Regions from separate parts of the Homo sapiens genome. Here region 1 is linked to region 2. Evidence: chromatin contacts called from ENCODE Hi-C or POLR2A ChIA-PET data. All regions are on one chromosome and are shown on one strand. Each heading gives the region's core, a stretch centred on a gene start or an enhancer-like site at or near the end of the contact. The rest is flanking DNA. Distances are from core to core; before and after follow the strand shown. Region 1 has its middle 180 kb from the start of PBX1-AS1. Region 2 overlaps PBX1 (PBX homeobox 1).

Region 1 (3,350 bases), core at 684-3,183, 310 kb after region 2:
CTTGTTTCAACTTGGAGAACCATATTATTTTTTGTAAGAAAGGTCTAGTTTTGATCAACTTGCTTAGTTTTCTGTTTCTGTGGGAAAATCTTTATCCCTTCTTCATTTTTAATGGATAATTTTGCCAGGTATAGCATTCTTGGTTCGCAGTTTGTTTTTATTTTTCTACTTTCAGCATTTTGAACATCATCCCATTCCTCTCTGACTTACAGGATTTTGGCTGAGAAATCTGCTGATAGTCCTATGGGGAGTTTCTTGTATGTAATGAGTCACTTTTCTCTTGCTGTTTTCAGAAATATTTTTTGTCTTTGACTTTTGACAGCTTAATAATATTGTATCTCAGCATAAATCTCTTTAGGTTGTATTTATTTGAGATTCTTTGGGCTTCATGAGTCTCAATGTACATTTCCCCTCCCAGATTTGGGGAGTGTTCAGCCATTATTTCTTTAAATAAGCTTTCTGTGTCTTTCTCTTTCTTCTGTGCTTTTGTAAATCTCACAATGTATATTTTGGTTTGCTGGTGTTCAATAGGTCTCATAGGCTTTTTTCACTCTTTTTCATTCTTTGTTGTTGATGTTGTTCCTCTGACTTAGTAATTTCAAATGACCTGTCTTTGAGTTAACTGATCCTTTCTTCTGCTTGATCAAGACTGCTGTTGAAGTCTCTGCTGAATTTTGTAGTTCAGTCACTGTGTTCTTCAGCTCCAGAATTTCTGTTTGGTTCTTTTAATGGCTTGTAGCTGTTTATTTCTTTAGGGTTAGTTACTAGAGTTTTCTTTTGTTCCTTTAGTGATTTTGGTTCCTTTTGTTCTTTAGTGGTACCATGTTTCCCTGATCCTTATAGCCCTGAGTTGGTGTCTGTGCATTTGAAGAAGTAGTCATCCTTTTTCAATCCTTGCATACTAATTTTGCCACAGAAAGCTCTTCACCAGTTAGCATATCCAGGAGTTCTAGATGGGCCAACTGGTGGGATCTGTGGGTAGGTGGGCCTGGTGTTGGGGTCTATGGGCAGGTATGTCTTCTGCCAATGTCCATGGGTAGGCAGGCATGGTGTCAAGATCTATGAGGGTAGACCTGGTGCTGAGATCCAGTGGGGTGGTCCTGGTGCTGAAGTCTGCAGCAAAGTCAGACATTCCCTTTATTACTTCTTTCCCCACAGGAGAACTGGTGGGCTGAGGGGACCTCTTTTGGTGCTGTGCTGTGCAGTGCAGGCTTTGGGGAGGGGCAAAGAGGATAAAGTAACACTGTTCTTCTAACTTTCTCCAGGGCATCTTTTGTGGTTTCTGGGTTCTACTTCAGCGTTATAACCTTTCACCTGGGTTACAGAACTCTCATTATCATATTTTTGGTCCATGGATAATTGTTAAATCAGTGTTTCTATGGGGAGATGAGGTCTGGAATCTCCTGTTCCACCATCTTGATGTCATCACTCCCACCACTATTTTTAATACTCTAGTCTGGACACTACTTAAGTGCCTGTTAACAACAGAATGGGTAAATACATTGTTATTTATTCATACGACATGCTAATGCCAAACAATTTATAATTATATATAAAAATATAGATGAATATTACAAATATAAGATTGAGAACAAAAAGGCCAGAAACAAAAAAGAATACAAACAGTATGATCCCTGTTATATAAAGTATAAGGGAAACATTACTCTCTAGTATTAGACATCAGGAGAGTGGTTGCACTTGGGGCAAGGTAATAAATAGAAAGGAACAGAGGAGATTTTTCTGAGGTGCTAGTAATGTTCTGTTTGTTGATCTAGGTGCTGGTAACATGATGTATTCAGTTTATAAAAACTTATCTAGCTCTGTTTTATGTACACTGTTCATTCAGTGGCTCTCCCTGTCTACCCTTCCCTGACATAAACATTCCATCCTGAGGCCAGTGTACCAATGGCATTACTACAAGTCTTACTCTTATCCTGCTTCTGCTCAGCCTAGACAGCAGACATTTGTCCTGTGTCGATTCTTTCAAATCCTGCTCTTGGATATAACTAATCTAACAAATTACTATGAGTTGAAGAGTTAAGAACTGATAATGACTAACTATGAAATGTGTCTTTTTTCCCCCCAGATGACAATGTTACTTTAATTTTGAACTTTTCTGTCTTAAACTTTAGAAAAGAAAAATGGGAACATGGCTTGTTGTTGGCTGGCCACTAGGGGATATGTTTTTGGGAAGGTAGCTGTGGCTGGCGTTCTTCAAATCATAAGACCCAGGCAACTAATCATTCATAAGCCTGTCTTGACCATTTTGTGAATTCTCTAGGGCTCTCTTCACAGTTTAAAAAAGGTTATTAGATCTTTTTTGTCTTAATGATGATTACAACTTCTAAATCATATTCTTGTTTATTTCTTCAAAGCCTCTTGTTGAAATTACACTGACTTAATAAACTGGAGATTCTATTTGGTTTAAGCATGAAACATTTGCAGCTCAGAAACTGAGAGAAGAACTGGTTTTCATCAAGTTCTCCACCCTAGTCCAAATGGCAGAGGGACATGTTTTGACCAGTTCCCATTTGACGTTTCTGAGTAATCAACAAATCAGACAAACCAGAAGGGTTTATTAGCACTTTGTTCTTTGAGGCAGAGTGGTGAATAAATGCCTTTTTCTCTTTGGAAAGAAATCTTACTAGTAACCATAGCAATAATAATTCCATCTCCAAGTGAAAATTATTATTGTTATCTTCGTTGGCAGCCCCAGTTTCTTTCCTGTCAGAAGTAGACAGAAGGCAGACACTGTCTTGAAGTCTATAAAAGGCTCACCTAAGCAGGATGGGGAGCAGCTGTTTTCTCTCTCAGCTGAGAACAGAACAAGAGAATAATGGCTTAACCGTAGAATGAGGGGCTTAAGCTAGATATGAGGAAGTGGTTCCTGGCGGCGTGCTGGATAGGTTGTCATGGGAGTTTACAGAATCCTTTTCTTTAGAAGCCTTTAAAAATAGCTTAGATAATCTGTTCATGGAATGGCAGATGTATATTCTGCTTTGCCTGTGTCCACTGCACATTTAATACACTCTTGTATGTACAGCCATGTCTTTACTAGACTCTGAAAGCAAAGGCTACTGAGCAGGGCTCTTGTCCACCAGTACCAGACATATATCATGGGCTCTGGAAATGTGAAGGAATGAGTAAAGCTGAGAGTTTGGATACAATGATTTAGCAATGATCAATTATAGCCTACTAGTTTGTGGCTAGTTAAATATTGGCCCTATGGTTATTGTCCTACAATCATTTAATAAAACAAAATTTAACCAGATGACACTATTTGGCTGAAACTCTCTTTGAAGAGTTCATTGAATCCAACTCCCTTCTTCTAGGTTGTTGACTTTGTCCGT
Region 2 (3,219 bases), core at 492-2,991:
TCTTCATCCATCAAGGCACTGCTGAAATATGCTAATGAAGCCCAAAGATAGGAGCACAGAGCAGTTAAATGGGGCGTTGCAGACGCTCTCCCTACCCCCGTGACAGGGTGATGCCATTTACTCTCCAGATTTAGTATAGGAAAGAGAGCAATGCTGACGTGGTGTCGTGGTGGAAGATAGAATGGAGGCTCCACCTAATAAAAAGAAAGGGCAAAGTTCAGGGTATATATTCTAGAAGAAGATGGGAAAACTTGGTTTTTGGTGAAGGGGTTGGTTTTCTTAATTCTCTTTGGCTCACTTTCTAGCCAGTCCACACAAGAACCAGATATGTGGCATACTGCAGATAGGGCAACATTTTTAAGTTCCAGAATGTGACCTCCCACCATGTGCCAAAGCAAGTTATTTGTTACCATGTCAGTCTGCAGCACTGTTTGTTTCCAATGGTACATGAGCTAATACCTTGGCTTTATTTATTTATTTATTTAAGTTACAACCTTTTGGATACTTATGACATGCTGGGCATACTACTGAATTATTTTATATGAATTAATCTAATCAGATTCTTACAAATAGCCAACGAAGAAGCAAAGTTATCACATATATTTTATAGATGAAGTTTGAGAGGCTAAATTCATGTCCAAAATTATGTAACCAGTAAGTGGCATGGTTGGGGTTTAAACTCATGTCTACCTGACTCCAAAGCCCTTGTACAAAATCACTGTGGTCTGAAGACTCTTATGTAGGTTATAGCTGAGAATCCCTGATAACCATTGGGAGCAGCTTGACTCACATATTTATTGCTTGTATATTCTTTGGGTTCAGTTTAACTTTAACTTTGGCATTCCCTTCACAATTCTTTCTTTTGTAAATAGACTATAAGCTCTCTGAGGTCAGCAGCCAAGCCCTTTCTCTAATCTCCTAAATGTCGATGATGTCCCTAGTTTCTATGTGGAGTGTTTACTTTTGGCATCATGCTTCTAATATAGGGTTAAAAAAGGCTGGCCAGCTGCTTTCTGGTTTTCATTTCATACATTAGATGAAAGCCGTGGGGGATTTTACTTGTCTTTACAAGTTAATTCTACAGGATTCACAGTTAAATTTCTGTTTCTTTGAATTTATTGGTGGATCCACTTTTGTTTCCTACTAGTACATTACCTATCTAGTCTATATCCAACTGTACAGAAAAAAGTAAACCGCAAATGAAATTTTATTATTATGTATTAAACAGCATCTTTGGAGCAGTCTATATTAGGAGGTGTGTGTCAAATTCTGCTCATCTTAGGACCCTAGACAGTTCCTCTAAGAGAGCCTGCCACCCTTCGCTTACAAAATGCAGACCCTGAGCTAAGAGGTGGTCTTGGGCAAATCAGGCAAAACAATTCCTAAATCTAAAACGTTTATCAGCTTTTGTTTTTTTTTTTCCTAAATGGAGATAAAGTTGGAAGTTAAAAGCAAAAAAGAAGGATGGATTAAAAAATATTTAAATAAGATGCCAAGTAACATGAATTGCCTGAAATAGACTGTTTCAGGATAAAAACTGTATCTTGGCCTTAATGTGTCTTGTGCCATTTATTAAATCAGTTCTGAACTTTGGGGACTCCAGACTGTTATTAAAGAGTTAATAACCAAAGGCTTCAACGTCCAGGATGTTGTGTGGGTCAGTGTATCTTGCCAAGAGGTAACATCAGCCAGTGGAATCAGTTGGGCTCTCCGTCTGGCAGATCTGTCTCTTTCAGCTGCTCCTCCTCCAGTTTCTAGTCTTGGAGTTCATATACAGTAAATCTTTCTCTTAATAAAGCCGTTTTTCAAATCTGACTTTGGACTAGGGACTGCTTTTTCTCCAAATGCAACAGCTGTTAAACATGGTGCATTGGGCACGGTGTATATCTCTTTGTTTAGTTTTGGGTTTTTAATATGAGCAGAGACATAAAGGAGTGGGAGGACTCTATCGATTTCTTTCTACCCATGAGTCATCCACTGGGTTTGGAAATAAGGCCTCCAGCCTCAAAAGGCTTCTGGGCTCCCTGGGCTTCTCACCCTTAAGGATGAAGCCTATTGTGCCCTAATAACCAGTACAGGATTCCCCCCCTTCTTTTGGTGAGATAGAATTGTAGAGCTCAAGGTGTCCGCCAGCAGAGGCCAGACCTTTTGGCCCCTATCTGTCCCATTTACATGGGGAAAAGCATTTTTGCCCCCTTGCTCTCTGGTCCTTCTGTCACTGTCTCTGTTCCCAATGCACTAGGGAGCATTAACTCCCTGAAGGGGAAAAAAGTTCACAAAAGAAATGAATTATGCATATGGAATTCATTTCCTTGATGAATAGGGAATCTGAACAAACTCCATGGCTGTTTGATTTTAAGGCAGAGGAGAAGGGGGGCTTAGGGCTAAAGAGTATAGTGGGGGGTGATCAAAAAGAACTTGGAACAAGAGAGGTGGGAGAAAAACCATGGCAGGAGGACTTGGGATGGAAATATTGAGGACAAAGTAAGGGGACCTTTGAAAATAGTTGAGGGCCCATTATTCTTGCCAACACGTACACACAGATATATACCTCACTCCCGATTAATGTGCAAATTTGTCCCCAGGGAAATTGGAAATGGTAATGAGATTATACTGGGCAGAAATGACAACACTAAGGTGATGTGACCGTCCTGAATTAAAGTTTTTCAGTGATTTTTTAACTTTCTTCAGTCCAGGTTAACAATGGGCGCTTTGAATTTTGAGGCAGGAGTTGTGTGATAGGTAAAGAACTGCATTGAGAAGTGGAAGACTTGGATCCAAGCCTCAGAAGACACAGACTGTGTGACTGTGGGCAAGTCACCTCATCTTTCTGTCTCAGTTATCTCATCTATAAGTGGGGATTATGGCAACTGCCCTGGGGAAAAAATTATAAGGGCCAAACAAAAGTGCTTTTATGCATAACACAAGATGCGAATCTGAAGGGATTTTATTTTTCTCTCTGTGCCTCCTTTTCTTGATGGCATTTTGGTTATTCAGACCTAGTCTTTTCAGCAAGTCAGAATTTCTTTGGAGCAGAAGAATGAAGGGGAAATTGATTCAGGAGCAGCATGCTGGTTAAAGGAACAAAGAAACAAGTGAAAAATCCCATTTTAATCCTCACCGCATCTATGTTATGAAAACCATTTAAAATAATCAATCTGATGTTTTTGGCAAATTTAGGTACTGAATCAGTAGTGGTTACTGCATAACTAGTTTGAT

The links. A loop is a pair of places that touch in the nucleus more often than their neighbours do. ChIA-PET counts read pairs that join two places held with the same protein, here RNA polymerase II (POLR2A). Pooled maps may share reads with other maps.
Region 1: a map of sigmoid colon shows a loop between it and region 2 (2.7-fold over the local background). The contact joins two enhancer-like sites. A Hi-C loop is called at or near these places in 1 of 168 maps with a recorded cell type or tissue (sigmoid colon) and 3 of 50 pooled maps. POLR2A ChIA-PET finds 5 or more read pairs at or near these places in 1 of 52 experiments (T-cell).

The regions. Positions count from the first base shown.
Region 1 is chr1:164,948,085-164,951,434 of GRCh38, forward strand. No RefSeq gene overlaps it. Among named protein-coding and RNA genes, the nearest start is that of PBX1-AS1, 180 kb to the left of the region's middle. Within about 2 kb of position 1,934, at least 2 of the 41 ENCODE cell types and tissues checked have a DNase peak (open chromatin) inside an H3K27ac peak, as active enhancers do.
Region 2 is chr1:164,643,155-164,646,373 of GRCh38, forward strand. The region is part of intron 2 of PBX1 (PBX homeobox 1); the gene reads left to right. Among named protein-coding and RNA genes, the nearest start is that of PBX1, 86 kb to the left of the region's middle. Within about 2 kb of position 1,742, at least 6 of the 41 ENCODE cell types and tissues checked have a DNase peak (open chromatin) inside an H3K27ac peak, as active enhancers do.